2 separate regions of the Homo sapiens genome follow, and region 2 is linked to region 1. A link is an interaction called in ENCODE POLR2A ChIA-PET data of the cell type or tissue named here. Cell type or tissue: GM12878. All regions are shown on one strand.

Region 1 (8,000 bases):
CCTACCCCTCTGACTCACACCCTTAAGTAAGAGTTGAAAGTGATGAAATGGCAGAGAAACAAAGTAGTTGGAAGGAATAAAGATCTACTTGGTTCCTGGTTGATTTTGAAACTGCAAAAGCAACAGACAAGGAAGTTAGAAAAAAAATATACAGTTTTCAACTGTAATAAAACATTTTTGTTAAGTAAATTTTCATTTTTTTAACCAATATTCTGACAGTCAATATTCTCATAGTTGGACTGAGTAAATTTTTTATTTAAAGTTTACCTGCAGATTTAAGCATATTAGAAACCTTTGGTGTCAAGCTCAAGAGCTATGACATATGTATATTTACTATGAATTTTATTTGTTTTTGTAGTGGAACTTCTTTTTGAACTCTAGACAAACAAATTGTAATCTTAGGGATACAGTCCTCCTGTACTGAACAGGATTATACTTAACCCATCAAGGCAGTTGAGTCTCTAAGTTTTTTTTTCAGAGAAAGCAATTCTTGATTGTCAAGATTCGTTCTTCTCAGAATTAACCTTTACTGTAAAAAAAATTCTTATATAACCCACATTCTTCATGTTATAGATTCAGTACATTTCTTGTTTGGCCCTCTGTGGAAACAGATGGTTACTGTTTTTCATTTAGTAACTTCAGATACTTGAAACCTAATATTTGTCTTTTAGGCTTTGCTGTGTTTGAATTATGTTATTTACATAATGCAGACTTAAACGTAGAGTTTTCTTTGTGGAATACTGTACCCATGAAAAAGATGCTTTCTGAGGATTCTTAAAATATGCTTCTGGACTACATTTGGTCATGTTTGTGTGTCCACATATTCGTTGTCTTAATGAGTAGTTAGGTAATTTGAACTACATTGCTTGATTGCTGAACTGTAGTTTTTAGAGGATATGTCCAAATATCAGATCTGTCAACCAATATTATAACCAAACTCACTAGCAAAAATGGTCTGAATTTGATCTCCTTTTAAATATGTAGATTTACTTCTAAATATGTAGAAGACATGGGGAATTTGATCTGGGTGCTGATCATCTCACTTTTGGAACATCCGTAGGGTACTGGATTGATCCTGTGATTAATTTATGGGTCTCAGTCAGATATGGGGTGATCCTAGAAGTTTGTGTAGTCTGTAATGAAGTGGGCTGTAGAACAGGGGTCCCCAACCCTCCGGGCCACAGACTGGTAGGAACTGGGTCACACAGCAGGAGGTGAGCAGTGGGTGAGTGAGCAAAGCTTCATCTGTATTTGCAGCCGCTCCTCATCACTCTCATTACCACCTACGCTTTGCCTTCTGTCAGATCAGTGGCATTAGATTTTCATAGGAATGCAAACCCTGTTGGGAACTGTGCATGCAAGGGATCTCGGTTGCTCACTCCTTATGAGAATCTAATGCCTGATCTGTCACTGTTTTCCATCACTTCCAGATGGGACCATCTAGTTGCAGGAAAACAAGCTCAGGGCTCCCACTGATTCTACATTATAGTGAGCCATATAATTATTTTATTATATATTACAATGTAATAATAATATAAAGTGCATAATAAGTGTAATGTGTTTGAATGATCCCAGCCCTCCCCCGCTGCCCCTAGTCTGTGGAAACATTGCCTTCCACGAAACCTGTCCCTGGTATCAAAAAGTTGTAGACTGCTGCCCTAGAGTATTCCAGATATTCTGTACTTGAGAATTACTACTTGGATCTCTCATGTATATGGATCTTCCTGAGCCTGTCTGAAGAGAATACAGTAGTGGAGGAAAGGAGAATTAAATTTGCCCTATCATAGTTAGTTCAGTGTCAGCCTTTCCTACTCGGTTCCTATCCATACAGCACAATACAATTCCATACTAAAGTACAAGAGTCCTCCTTTAAGTACTGAAGATGCTTTACTTTGACCACAAGAATATTTGAATTTTGGATTTTAACCAGTAGTATGGTAGTGGCTTCTTTTCAAAATCAGTGAAATTTCTTTTTTTAATTTTAAAGAGAGGGGGTCTTGCTGTGTTGTCCAGCCTAGACGTGAACTCCTGGGCTCAAGCAATCTTCCCATCTCAGCCTCGCAAGCAGCTAGGAATACAAACATGCACTGCAGCACTTGACTTAGTAAAAACTTTTAATGTAAGGTATAATGCAGTTAACTAATGCTTGTTATGCGTTTACTCCAAAATTTAACTGAAACACATTTGCTTGTTTCATCAGTGACATCATTTACACACCAATGACTCTTGGCCATGAAGAACCCACAGTGAACATAGAAAGTTTAGTTGTAGACCTTTAATTGATTAATTGTAGCAGAAACGGCATCAAATAAGGAAGAGCCCCCTTCATAAGGAAATACAGTTGACCCTTGAACAACACCAGTTTGAACTGGGCAGGTCCACTGATATGTGGATTTTTTCAACCAAACGTGGATTGAAAAATACAGTATTCCAGGGATGCCAAACCTGTGTATACAGAGGCCTCAGTTTTTGTATATGTGGATTGTGCAGGGCTGACTATGGGACTTGAGTATGCCCGGACTTGGTATATGTAGGAGTCCTGTAACCACCCTCCTGCATGTCTGAGGGATGACTGTAGATGTCTTTGAAAAGGTCTACCTGAAGTTCTGTAAATCTTAAGCTTGCTTTAGTTTCTACATTTAATTTTTCTTTTAGATTTTCATAGATTAGAAAATGACATTTTGCATTTAACAAAATTTTAAAAAATCAAAAAGTTTATGTATGTGGTTTTGTTTTGGTTTTGGTGCAGGACAATGCATTGAAAACCCCTTTCTGGCTGGGTGCAGTGGCTCACGCCTGTAATCCCAGGATTTTGGGAGGCCGAGGTGGGCAGATTACTTGACATCAGGACTTCAAGACCAGCCTGGCCAACATGGTGAAGCCCCATCTCTACTAAAAATACAAAAAAAAATTATTAGCCGGGCGTAAGGGGCGCATGTCTGTAATCCCAGCTACTTGGGAGGCTGAGGCAGGAGAATCACTTGAACCTGGGAGGTGGGGGTTGCAGTGAGCCAAGATCGTGCTACTGCAGTGCAGCCTGGGCGACAGAAGGAGACTCCATCTAAAAAAAAAAAAAAAAGGAAAACTCTTTTTTGCCAGGAATAGCTGCTTTGAAAATTTCTGTATAGGAAGGGCTTAAGGGGTGGCAGTTTGGGTAGGGGAGTATGTCTTGAAGATTTATTTTGTTGCTGCACATTATTTTCACTCATAGTGTATGTCATAGATCATTGGAAACAGCAAAATTCTCAAAAAATTGTTTTACTTATCTATAATACGTGTATAACACATAATTGAAAAAATACCAGTTATCCATATCAAATTCAGGCATACTTTGTTTTATTGTGCTTCATACTCTTGCACTTTGCAGATACTGTATTTTTTTTTTTTTTTTTTTTTACAAATTGAAGGTTTTTGGCAACCCTGCATTGAGCAAGTGTATTGGCCCCGTTTTTCCAACAGCATGTGTACCCACTTCATCTGTGTCACGTTTTGCTAGTTCTCACAGTATTTCAAACTTTTTCACTATTATTATATCTCTTACGGTGACCTGTGATCCATTACCTTTGATGTTACTGTTGTAATTGTTTTGGAGTGCCATGAGTGACACCCATTTAAGATAGCCTACTTAATAAATGTTGTGTGTTCTGACTGCTCCACACACTGGCTGTTCCTCTGTCTCTCTCCCTCTCCTCAGGCCTCCCTATTCCCTGAGATAACAATATTGAAATGAGGCCAGTTAATAATCCTACAATGGTTCTTAAGTGTTCAAGTGAAAGGAAGAGTGCACGTTTCTCACTTTAAATCAAAAGCTAGAAATGATGAAGCTTAGATGAAGAAGGCATGTCAAAAGCTGAGATAGGCTGAAAGCTAGGCTTCTCATACCAGACAGCCAGTTGTGAATGCAGAGAAAAAGTTTCTGAAGAGTGCTACTCCAGTGAACATATGAATGATAAAGTTAAACAGCCTTATTGCAGATACGGAGAATGTTTGCATGTTCTGAATATAAAGTCAGACCAGACACAACATTCCCTTAAGCCAAAGCCTAATCCAGAGCAAGGCTCTAACTCTCTTCATTTCTATGAAAGCTGAGAGACGTGAGGAAGCTGCAGAAGTTTGAAGCTAGCAGAGATTAGTTCATGAGGTTTAAGGAAAGAAGCCATCTCCATACATAAAAGTGCAAGGTGAAGCAGCAGGTTCTGAAGTGGAAGCTGCAGCAGGTTATCTAGAAGATTTAGCTAAGATCATTGATGAAGGTGGCTGCACTAAACAACAGATTATCAGTGTAGACAACACTGTCTTATATTAGAAAAAGATGTTACCCAGTACTTTCATAGCTAGAGAAGAGAAGCCAATGCCTGGCTTCAAAGGACAAGCTGACTGTTGAGGGGGTATTGTAGCTGATGACTTTAAGTTGAAGCCAGTGCTCATTGACCATTCTGAAAATCCTAGGGCCTTGGGATTATTCTACCCTGCGCATGTGTATGCTCTAGAAATGGAACAACAAAGCTTAGATGACAGCACATTGTTTACAACATGGTTTACTTTTTTTTTTTTTTTTTTTTTTTTGAGACAGGACCTTGCTTTGTCACCCAGGCTAGAGCGCAGTAGTGCTATCATGGCTCACTGCAGCCTCAATGTCCCGGGCCCAAGCAATCCTCCCACCTGAGCCTCCTGAGTAGCTGGGACTGTAAGCACACCCAACCATGCCTGACTAATTTTTGTGGTGTTTTTTTGGGTTTTGTTTTGTTTTGTTTTGTTTTAGATGGAGTTTCACTCTTGTTGCCCAAGCTGGAATGCAGTGGCGTGATCTCGGCTCATCACAGCCTCCGCCTCCTGGGTTCAAGGGATTCTCCTGCCTCAGCCTCCTCGGTAGCTGGGATTATAGGTGCCCACTACCACACCCAGCTAGTTTTTGTATTTTTGGTAGAGACAAGGTTTCGTCGTGTTGGCCAGGCTGGTCTCGAACTCCTGACCTCAGGTGATCCACCCACCTCAGCCTCCCAAAGTGCTGGGATTACAGGCATGAGCCACCACTCCAAGCCTAATAAATTTTTTGTAGAGACAGTGTTTCATCATGTTGCCCAGGGTGGTCTCGAACTCCTGGGCTCAAGCGATTTGCCTGCCTGGTCCCAACGTGCTGGGATTACAGGTGTGAGCCTCTGCACCTGGCCTAAAGTTGTCTTCTTCTCTCCTTAGTCTTCTCTCTCTGTAGCCATGGAGAAGTTGAGTCATGTTAATTAACACACCAGTGATTTCTGATTATGGAGAAGATAATTTCTCAGCCCTATTAATAAAAATTACATTTTCATTTGAGAGGAGATAGTTTTTAAAATTATTTTATATATTTTAAAATCAAATGGCATATTTGCTTATTTTAACAAATTTTTTGCAAGATAACCCCTGTTAACAGTTTAATTTGTGTCTTTCCATATCGGGTTGACAAACTTTAGCACTTTATGGCAAAATTCACTGTTTTGTATCCTGTGAGCCAAAAATGGTTTTTATATTTTTAAATGGTTGGAAAAAATCAAAAGAATATTTCATGACTCATTAAAGTTATATGAATTCTAATTTCAGTGTCCATAAATAAAGCTTTACTGGAACATAGCCATACACATTTGTATAGTTAATATCTGTAGTTGCTTTTGTGCTGCCACAGCAGAGTCCAGTAATTGGGACAAAGACCTTTTGTCCTACAAAGCCTAAAATGTTTACTGTCTGGTCCTTAACAGAAAAAGTTTGCCAACCCCTGTTCTTCATGTACACCTGCTTTCTTGTTTGCTTTTTCAAAAACAGGACATAAACTGTACTGTGTAAACAGTGAATATGCATTATCTTTTGCTTACTGGAAACTAACTTAAAATATATATCCATTGATCATGCATAGCCCTCCACATTGATATATAGAAATATAACGGTTCTTTTGTTTGTTTTGTTTTGTTTTGTTTTGTTTTTGAGATGGAGTCTCGCTTTGTCGCCTAGGCTGGAGTGCAATGGTGCAATCTCGGCTCACTGCAAGCTCCGCCTCCCGGGTTCACGCCATTCTCCTGCCTCAGCCTCCCAAGTAGCTGGGACTGCAGGCATCTGCCACCACACCCGGTTAATTTTTTTGTCTTTTTAGTAGAGATGGGGTGTCACTGTATTAGTCAGGATGGTCTCGATCTCCTGACCTCGTGATCCGCCCTCCACCCCTTCGGCCTCCCAAAGTGCTGGGATTACAGACGTGAGCCACCGTGCCTGGCCAATATAATGTATTTTTAATAGCTGCACAGATTCCATATTTAGATAACATATTTCATTCACTTGATCCCATTTTGATAGGTCTGATAGGTTTATAGTTCCCTCTCTCCCTGCTACATACATTGTTGTGTCAAAGCATGTGTATTTTTCATTTTTGTAGTGATTACGTAAAGATTACTGTTCAGAACTGAGATTTGTAGCAGTTCACAAATGCACCACTACAAATGTCCTAACTTCCTAGCCATTATTTGCTATCATTTTTTTGTTTGCTCATAAGATCAGTAAAAATTATTTTTATTTGCAAGACCCTGTCAAGTAATGAAGCTAAATCATTTGAACCTGTAAAGACATGCTTTGAAGTAGCTGAAGTTTAACGATTATCTCTGTTTTGTTTGTTTTCTGTTTTTTAAGAGCTCTTAAATGTCAGTAGTTAGAAATTACAAATTTTACTGTAGCAGGTCATCTTTCTTCTCCTTGCTTACAAGGAAGTAACCATTTTTTAGTCTTTCCCCATGACAAGAGTACAATGTGAGAAAGTTTGCTCTGCTTAGCCCAGATCTCTAATGTATATTGAAAACATCCCCATGAAAACACATCTAGATACTGTAAGAAACATCTTTGTTTACAAAGACCATTACATTTTCACTAATCTTTGGACAATTTGAATAAATATGCATAATAGTCTCTTAAGAAATGCTGGCTCTAGGCTATATTATGAAAAAGTTGAAGTTGCCCTTATCACTCCAGACTCTTTTTACCCCTTCATTTGTGCCCTCATGTAGGTGATTATTCTGGCCTTTTCACATACTAATAATACCACTACGGGTTCTCCTTCCTTTACCCTTGGGAAAATTTAAATTCTATTTATACCTTCTGAGGGAATTTACCGTTTAAATTATGAAAGTTTTTCTTGCTTATTGAATGAGGGTTTTTTTGTTGTTTTTGTAACAGCTGTTTTGAGATATAATTCACATGCCATATGAATCACCCATTTAAAACATGTACTTCAGTGGTTTTTAATATATTCACAGAGTTGTGCACAATCCATTTTAGAATATTTTTACCACAATAAGAAGAAATCCTGTATCCTTTAGCAGTCACTTCCTGTTTCTCCCAATCCCTATAGTTTTTAGGCAGCTGCTAATCTACTTTATCTTACAGGTTTGCCTGTTCAGGACATTATGTAAATTGAATCATACAGTATGTAGTCTTTTGTCACTGGCTTCTTTCACTAAGTATGTTTTCAAGATTTCATCCATGTTGCAGCATGTATCACTGTTTCGTTCTTTTTTATTGGAGTAATATTCTGTCACATGGGTATAACCGTGTGAGCACATAACTGTTCAACATTTGATGGACATTTGGGTTATTTCTACTTTTTGGCTCTTATGAACAATGCTGCTATAAACAGTCATGGGCAAGTTTTTATGTGGTCATCTGTCTTTATTTCTCTTAGGTGTATACTTTAGGAGTGGCGTTGCTGGATTATATGGTGCCTCTGTTTAACCTTTTGAAGAACTGCCAGATTGTTTTCCAAAGTGGCTGTACTGTTTACATTCCCACTAGCAGTATATGAGGGTTTCAATTTCCCCTTATCCTCACCAACACTTTGTCATTTTGATTATAGCCATCCTGATGGTGTGAAGTGGCATCTCATTATGATTTTTTATTGTTATAAAATACACATAAAATTTATCATTTTAATCAATTTTAACTTTATAGTTCAGTGTTATTAAGCACATTCACAGTGTTGTGCAACC
Region 2 (8,000 bases), 530 kb after region 1:
GTGCTTGTTACACTGTTGGGGCACTTAAAGCCTCAAGAGCAGGCCTCAGAAAACAGAATCTCTCTCTTTGACCAATATAACCAGTTATTATGTAACTCCCACAGAGCTTGTTTATATCACACCTATAAAGACATTTTTCATTACTATTTTTAATAGCTTTATTAAGATATCATTGTCATTTGGTAAACTATATATTATTAAAATATACAATTTAATAAGTTTTGAAATATGTACACCAGGAAACCATCACCACAATCAAAATAATAAACTTAATCATCACCCCCAACAGTTTTCTTGCACCCCATTATAATCCTCCCACCTGCCCTCCCCATCTCCCCCACCTCACCCCCAGGTGACCACTGATTTGTTTTTTGCCACTATAGATTCATTTATATTTTCTAGAATTAGTTTTTTGTTTTTTTTGAAAGGGAGTCTCCCTCTGTCGCCAGGTGGGAGTGCAGTGGCGCGATCTCAGCTCTCTGCAACCTCTGCCTCCTGGGTTCAAGCGATTCCCCTGCCTCAGCCTCCTGAGTAGCTGGGACTACAGGCATGTGCCATCACATCCAGCTAATGTGTTTGTGTGTGTGTGTGTGTGTGTGTGTGTGTGTGTGTGTGTGTTTTAGTAGAGACGGGGTTTCACCGTGTTGGCCAGGATGGTTTCCATCTCCTGACCTCATGATCCGCCTGCCTCAGCCTCCCAAAGTGTTGGGATTACAGGCGTGAGCCACTGTGCCCGGCCTATTTTCTAGAATTATATATAAATGGAGTCATACAGTGTGTACTCTATTTGTCATTTTGGATGATTTTTAGAGTTCTATCATCAAGTTCGCTGATTATTTCTTCTACAGTATCAAATCTACTATTAGTCCCATCCAACACATTTTTCATTTTAGATTTTGTATTTTTCAGTTTTCAGATTTCCAATTAGTTATACTTCTAAAATTGCCCACCTTGTCACCCATTATATTCGTCTTTTTCTATAGATTCTTTAGCGTATTTATAGTAAATATTTTAAGTCCATACCTGCTAATTCTAACATCTGAATTATCCATTAATCTAGGGACTGTTTTTTCTTTTGATTACGGGTTGCATTTTCTTGTTTCTCACTGCGCCCAGCCAGTCCAATCATATTTAAATGCATACTGGGTCAGTGTGAATGATGAGTTATAAAGACTCAGGATTCTGTTATTTTCCTTTGCAGAGTGGTAAGTTTTGTTCTAGCAAGGAGTTACATTGGTGGATCACTTCGATTCTGTGGAGGCTTGGTTTGAAGCTTTATTAAGCCTCACATATTTCAATTTTGCCCTTAGTCCGATGGGATTTCAATGGAAAGACCAAGTTGTTTACCAGGCCCCTTTAACTTCACAGAACTTGAACTCCAAATTCTGTCTTCTCAGCACTGGACAGCTCTTGAAGTCACTGCTCGGCTCCTTGAGCCTTCTAGCTGATGTTTTCCATCGGGCTCCTGGGAATCTCACCCTGTACTTGCATAGTTCAGAAATAAGCAAGTAATGTGAGGGGAGTTTGTATGTAGATTTGAGGGCTCCCCCTTCTGTGTCTCCTTCCTCTGCAGGATCTCCTCCCTCAGTTTCCAGCTGCATTGGCTGCCTCAAGCTCTGACCTCTGGTTCCTCAGCCTAGTAGACTGTAGCTTTCTGCCTGAGCTATATTCATCTCATACTGCATGAATGTGCTCATGGGGAAAGACACTTAAGAGTGGCTCTCACTTTGTCTCACTTTTTCTTACTTTGTCTCTCTTTTTTCTAGGTTCATAACCCCTCCAATTTTTACCTGATTTTGGTTGCTCTCTAGTACTTTCAAACAGTTGTTCTTTTTTAAAAAAATTATTTTATTGTATTTTTGAGACAGAGTCTTGCTCTGTCACCCGTGCTGGAGTGCAGTGGCATGATCTCGGCTCACTGCAACCTCCGCCTCCTGGGTTCAAGCAGTTCTCCTGCCTCAGCCTCCCAAGTAGCTGGAATTTCGGGTGGCCACCACCATGCCTGGCTAATTTTTGTAGTTTTAGGAGAGACAGGGTTTTGTCGTGTTGGCCAGGCTGGTCTTGAACTCCTGACCTCAAGTGATCCTCCCACCTCAGCCTCCCAAAGTGCTGGGATTACAGGCGTGAGTCACCACACCTGGCCTCAAACAGTTGTTCTTTATATTTCGTCCAGAGTTTATCACTGTTACTGGCTGGAGGGTTAGTCAAATTAGCCTACCACGATAGGAAGCAGAGCTCCTCAGTCCTTCTATGTGCTTCCCCTCCTGTTTCTCTCAGTTAAGAAAAAACAACATACTATGTATGTTTCATAGATACTGTATTTTTTCTTCCCTGAGGATATTAATGATAGTGGCTTTTTATTTTTATTTTATTTATTTATTTTTTTGAGACGGAGTCTCACTCTGTCGCCAGGCTGGAGTGCAGTGGCACAATCTCGGCTCACTGCAACCTCCGCCTCCTGGGTTCAAGCGATTCTCCTGCCTCAGCCTCCTGAGTAGCTGGGATACAGGTGCGCCCCATAACACCTGGCTAATTTTTGTATTTTTAGTAGAGACGGGGTTTCACTCTGTTGGCCAGGCTGGTCTTGATCTCTTGAACTTGTGATCCACCTGCCTTTGCCTCCCAAAGTGCTGGAATTACAGGTGTGAGCCACCACGCCTGGCCATGTTTTTTGTTGTTTAAGTATTCTTCTCTGTTTCTTCTCTCTGTTTCTTCCAATTTGTACTCTTCTGTTGATTATGTGTTATTTGGTCTCTAACACCTGCTGTTAGAGGGTCTTTGTTTTTTTTTTCCCTGGTGACCTTTGTTGTCAAACAATGTTTAAAAGTAGGAGACTAAAAATCAGAGTGAAAGCTCTGTGCTTGTTCTTGGCAGAACCTGTAGTGCAGTTCACTGTAGGGTGATCAGGTTGGCCTGGTGTTTGGACGATAAATGCCAGTTTCTTTCGATATTTTCTCATGGGCTTGTCAGATTCCCCAGAGAAGTTTCTTCCTATCTGTTCCCCAGAGGATAAATGTTTGTTACCTGCATTCTGAGAGCTTCATGGGAAGAAGGCTGGGGGCTCACCATTCAGTAGACATAGGTTCACTTGATCTCTCTCTGTTATAATTGTAGCCTTGTCCTTAGCTGTGCATGGTGCCTCGTGTCCCCTAGGCCTGAAACGGTTTTGTCCTCGTCAGAGAATAAATATCTCGACTGGTGGGACGTAGACAGTTGCCTGGTGGTATGGAGTTGGGAGAGCTTCTTGGGATCCAGCTGCTTCTCAAAGAGCCTTTAACTCCTCTTCCTTGCTTCAGTCCCCTCCCCTACTTCCAGAGGTACCTGGTGTCATTTCATGAGCCTTTGGGGTTCTCTAGACAAATTGGGTACTCAGCTTTCCACACTGAACCTTCAAGTCTGTCTGTCTTGAGTGCATAGTCTGTTATCACTCATTTATCTGCTTTCCAGCTTCTAAAATTCTGTGGTTTCTTCTCTGATTTTCAGAAGGAAAGGAAACTAACTCAGAAGCCACCAGCTAGCTGGCTGGATTGCTTTCATTGGATTGGTTGATTTAAGTGCAGAATCTCCAAGTCCATGGACTTCAAGTACTTCTGAGTAGTCAAACCATTAGGGAAAATTTTGCAAAAAACAAACAAACAAAAAAATAAGTGCCTGTCAGTCAGGGCGAGTACGTACCAAAGTGGCAAATATAGGTTAATACATTTGAGAATAAATAAACAAAAAGAGAAATGATTTGGGCTACATCATGGTCTAGGAAGGAGACTGAGAATTGATGTAGACATTTTCCTGGGGCTCTCTGCCTGTGCTACTGTGCTGAGTCTCTGTATCTGGCTCTTGTTCCTGCTCCAAGGAAATGCAGAGGATCTGGGGAAGCTCTGAGCAGAGGAGAGTGAAGTGATAACCTTGTAAGGGCAGGTGGTAAGTACTGGGATTCTTCAGCCCAGAATACAGAGAGGTGGCCTGTCTCAATTGAAAACCGTGGCCAGGGTGGAGAAGGCAGAGTGGAGCCTGGGCACCAGAACCTGAGATGCTAGGAGGAGAGGGTTGTTTCTGAAACCGCAGCAGGCAAGTTTGGCACAAATAAAAGCACAATTTACCATGGCAGGCTAGAAACTTGGGAAACTATTAAAAGCAGCTCTTTTGATAGGTGGTTTAATTCCATAAGGGTTTAGACAGATGAATGACAGAGCTCCTGCTCCACTAAATACAAAAAGAGAGAGTGGCTCCTAGGAGACGCTGACACTTACATAACCTTCCATTTAGACACTGAGGAGGTCAGGATGCTCTTACTGGGCTGTTAGCAGAACACTGGGCTGGATGGAGAATGAGCAGCTTGGTGTAGTAGGAAAAACTTGACACAAATTAAGGTCTACATTCAAATCTTGACTCCTCAGCTTACTTACTGTGACCTTGAGCAAGTTCTTAACCTTTCTGACACTCCCAAGATTCTGCTGAAGGTTAAATAAGGTAGTTACATAACCTACAGTATGTTCAATAAAGCAAGGTTAGCATGATTCCTAAACTGAATTTATCTGGGCCTTTATTTAACACATACTTGCTGAGCTCATATCAAATACCAAGCTGGGTACAGGTATCTTCCCTATCCTAGAAAAGCTCATGAAGTGAAGACACAGCTCTGCTCCATCCTGCAGCCCTTCCTTGGCATGCTCTGAGGCTGTGAAGGTGAGCATTGCTGGGTCCTTTCCTGGCAGCAGGGTGATGTGCCTGGGGCAGAGAATATCTGAGCATCTTATCCCTTCTCAGCAAACAACCCCACTTCCCTCCTAGCCACTTTCCTAATAACTAAGTAAAAAGCTTTCACAACTTTCTAATACAACACGGTGGTGATGTGGTTTGCAGGCCACTTCTGCTTTTTCATTTACTTGTCTCTGCTGTAGTCTCCAGATGGTCAGAGTTGAAGGTTTTTGGGGAAGTGGAGGGGGTGGGAGTGAGGGGCATAGGAATAGTTCCTGACACTGTGGGAGAGTGAAGTTCACTCCCCTCCTACAAGAAATGTGTTCATAGCCTCTGGGTGCCCACATCATTATGATTAATTATGATGAGCTCAGATGAGATCGTGCCTCCTCCCAGCCAACTGTGTTCCCTATTCCTTAGTATCCGTCAGAAAAGTTCCATGAGTCTCTTCTCTTGCCTGGTGTACTGTAGCACCTCTCCAGTGACCACTAAACCCGCCTATTCAAAACCCAGCTTTTAAGATCTTTCCGTCCTTCAGTATCAATTATATATTTTATTGGCCCTAATTAAACTTTCCCTTTGATCCAGTGTTAAACTACATTGTGAGCCCTTTTTTTTTTTTTCAGACAGGGTCTTGCTCTGTCGCCTGGGCTGGAGTGCCGTGGTGCGACCACAGCTCACTGCAGCCTTGGCTTTGTGAGCTCAAGCAGTCCTCCCCCCTCAGCCTCCTGAAGTAGCTGGGACTACAGGCATGCACCACCACACCTGGCTAACTTTTTATTTTTATTTTGGTAGAGACAGAGTGATGCTATGTCGTCCAGACTGTCTTGAACTTCTGGCCTCAAGCCATCCACCGGCCTTGGCCTCTCAAAGTGCTGGGATTATGGGCATGAGCCACCACACCTGGCCTAGTCATGAGATTTTCTTTGACCTACTGCTGAGCCTCCTTTCCCTGAAGGTTGTGATGTTGGGAGGGGTGAGTCCATCCTCCCTTTCATCTTGCCTCCACCATCGGGACTTGTTTAACCTTCACACTGTTACTTCCCTTTTCTAGAACTCACGTGCTGTGTGTCAGACTGAGCTTTCCCTGATTCATTCTACAATCCAAGACTTGCTGCACTGTCCTGCTGATGTTCACAGCCGTGCCTGGGAAGAAGGCAGCCCCACTCCCAGTACATTTCAGTGGGAGACCTCTGCGTGCATCCATGGAGACGCAATGGGGCGGGGAAGGAACTGTGGGAGTGCACGTTCCAAATCCTGTGTCTCCACGTGTGGATCAGCAGCACCTCGCTTTCTTGTCAGAGACCTCGCTGTTACGGAGCGAGACCTGCTGAGAATTGAGGGGCTGAGGGAACCCCTCCACCTCCTCCCTTCTGCAGCGCCCTGCGCCCCACCCAGCAACAGCGGCCACTTGGCAGTGGGGCTGCTGCAAGCTCAGAGCCGCTGCCACCCTGCATGTGTCCGCTCAGCTCGGTCTTATGCTGTATAGTTACTAAATATGTACAGGAGGGCCATGGCATCTTTCTGAATGGATTTTTCTTAAGAAATGCGCCAGTGTTTATGAGGTTCAAGGTATTTCCCTGTCCTTGCTGTTACCGTCACTCAGCTTTTTCTCGATAGGCTTCATCCTTGTTTTTTTGAAATGGGGGAATTTGCTGTTTACCCTCTGCATTCCTATATGTGACCCTCCCTCCTACTCCTCCAAGGAACAGAATTACCGAGGTTCTGACAAAAGATAAGCCTGTAAACTCATCATCTGTGTTTTGTGGTTGGAGAGAAACTGGTGTTCTGCCCGGCTCTGCTTGGTCACAGACAGCTCCAGCAAGAGCAGTTGTTAAAAGTGCCAAGCGTGTGTATCACTGTGACAAGCCGTTTGCTTACTGCCCTGTTCCCTTGCAGCCAAACCAGCTGATGAAGAACTGCTGCCAGGTGGGTCCTACAGCAGGTCACAAATGACCTAGTTTCATTTTAAGCAGACAGACTCTGTTTGGCCTAGAGGTGTGGAGTGAGAGAACTGTGTTTGTGGGTATGAGTCTGTGTGGCCAACCCCATGACCCCCACCCCTCCAGCCCAACATCTTGTGAGCACATGTGACCTAGGCCCCGGGGGACCTGCCTGCTCCTTTGGCTTGGGCTCTTCGTGTTTCCCACCTGCCCTCGGCACGAGCCCTTGGTGGCATCACAGTTGGCCACTCAGCTGTGCTGAGTAGCTGTGCTACTTGTGCTGGCAGCTGCAAGGATAGGAATAGCTCAGCGCCCGATGAGCTCCCTGAGCAGATGTGAGGCTGGCAACTCCCCTGCCCTCTGTTTGCAGGCACAGGGTCACAGTCCCAAGAAAGACAACTGGAGTCTGATCTCCCAGCCATCTCTGGGGTTACTAGGAGGCAGCTGGATGGCAGATACGAGAGGCCCAAATAGCCAAGCTGTTGCAAGACAGAGTGGCTACAATTGAATTGACACCCTGGGAAGCACGAGGTAACTTGGTAAGGATAATGATGCTGTAGATGTCTGTGTCCTCGGAGGCTGAGCTCCGCTTGGCAGAGAGAGCGTGCTGTGTGAGGTGGAGGGCGGTTTTGCAGACATCTCAGCTTCTTTTCTGAGGAGGAGTTGGTTCTCATCTTAGGCTTCTGCAAGGGCGAGCATGGGATGTCTCCACCACCACCCACTCTTGGAGCTGTGCTGGGTCTTGGCTTGGGGCGCTGAGGGTGGGGCCTGTGTCAGAAGCATTTGGTGAGAGGGGTGGAGGTGGCAGGCAGGGGTTCTCCTCAGGGTTCCCACTGAGGGGTCCCTTCAGCAAAGACCTGGGAGGAGGTGCCGCATCACGTGGATGTTTCTTCCCTAAAGAAAAAGACACAGGAAAGCTGTCTGTCTGTACCCTGCTCTGGATTTATTGTCGTACTTGGACCCAGAAGGGGAAATGATTCCCTCACCCTTTCACTTTCTCTCTGAACCCCTACTAAGTGGTGACTGCAGATTCTGGAAACAATTAGCTGCCCGTGACTCAGCTGCCAGCTTCATTTTCTCTGCCTTTTGGGAGAGGCCCTCTCACCCAGGCCCAAGAGATTTGGAGACAGGAGTCAGGCCAGGTCTGAAGCAGGAGAAGGGAGGCCCCTCCTATCTACCCAGTTGACATTTGGCTTTGGGAAAAGCGCAGCTTGTTCGAGCCACGTGTGCCAAGCAGGCTTTTCCTTCCTCTTGTAAGTAAAGCTCGTGGTTCTGTAGTCCAGTCATCCTAGGAGGGTGATGTTGACTGAGACTTCACGCTCTCCCTTTGTCTCTGGAAACTGCCCCCTCGTTCTGACAGAA

The links. ChIA-PET counts read pairs that join two places held together with the same protein. Peaks named below come from ENCODE experiments on the same cell type or tissue, not always from the same donor. Only the 100,000 strongest peaks of a DNase experiment are listed, where the experiment ranks them.
Region 2: POLR2A ChIA-PET joins it to region 1 with 11 read pairs; 2 of 35 experiments call an interaction of 5 or more read pairs at or near these places.

Annotation. Positions count from the first base shown.
Region 1 is chr2:42,216,862-42,224,861 of GRCh38, forward strand. All of the region lies in intron 1 of EML4 (EMAP like 4), which reads left to right. Among named protein-coding and RNA genes, the nearest start is that of EML4-AS1, 51 kb to the left of the region's middle. In GM12878, no CTCF peak of the experiment used is centred here; no DNase peak of the experiment used is centred here; H3K27ac peaks cover 449 bases.
Region 2 is chr2:42,747,625-42,755,624 of GRCh38, forward strand. It overlaps MTA3 (metastasis associated 1 family member 3), which reads left to right. Exons shown (of 17, transcript NM_001330442.2): 17 at 5,750-8,000. The coding sequence ends at 5,775. Among named protein-coding and RNA genes, the nearest start is that of OXER1, 13 kb to the right of the region's middle. In GM12878, no CTCF peak of the experiment used is centred here; DNase peaks (open chromatin) are centred at 4,847 and 6,677; H3K27ac peaks cover 2,108 bases.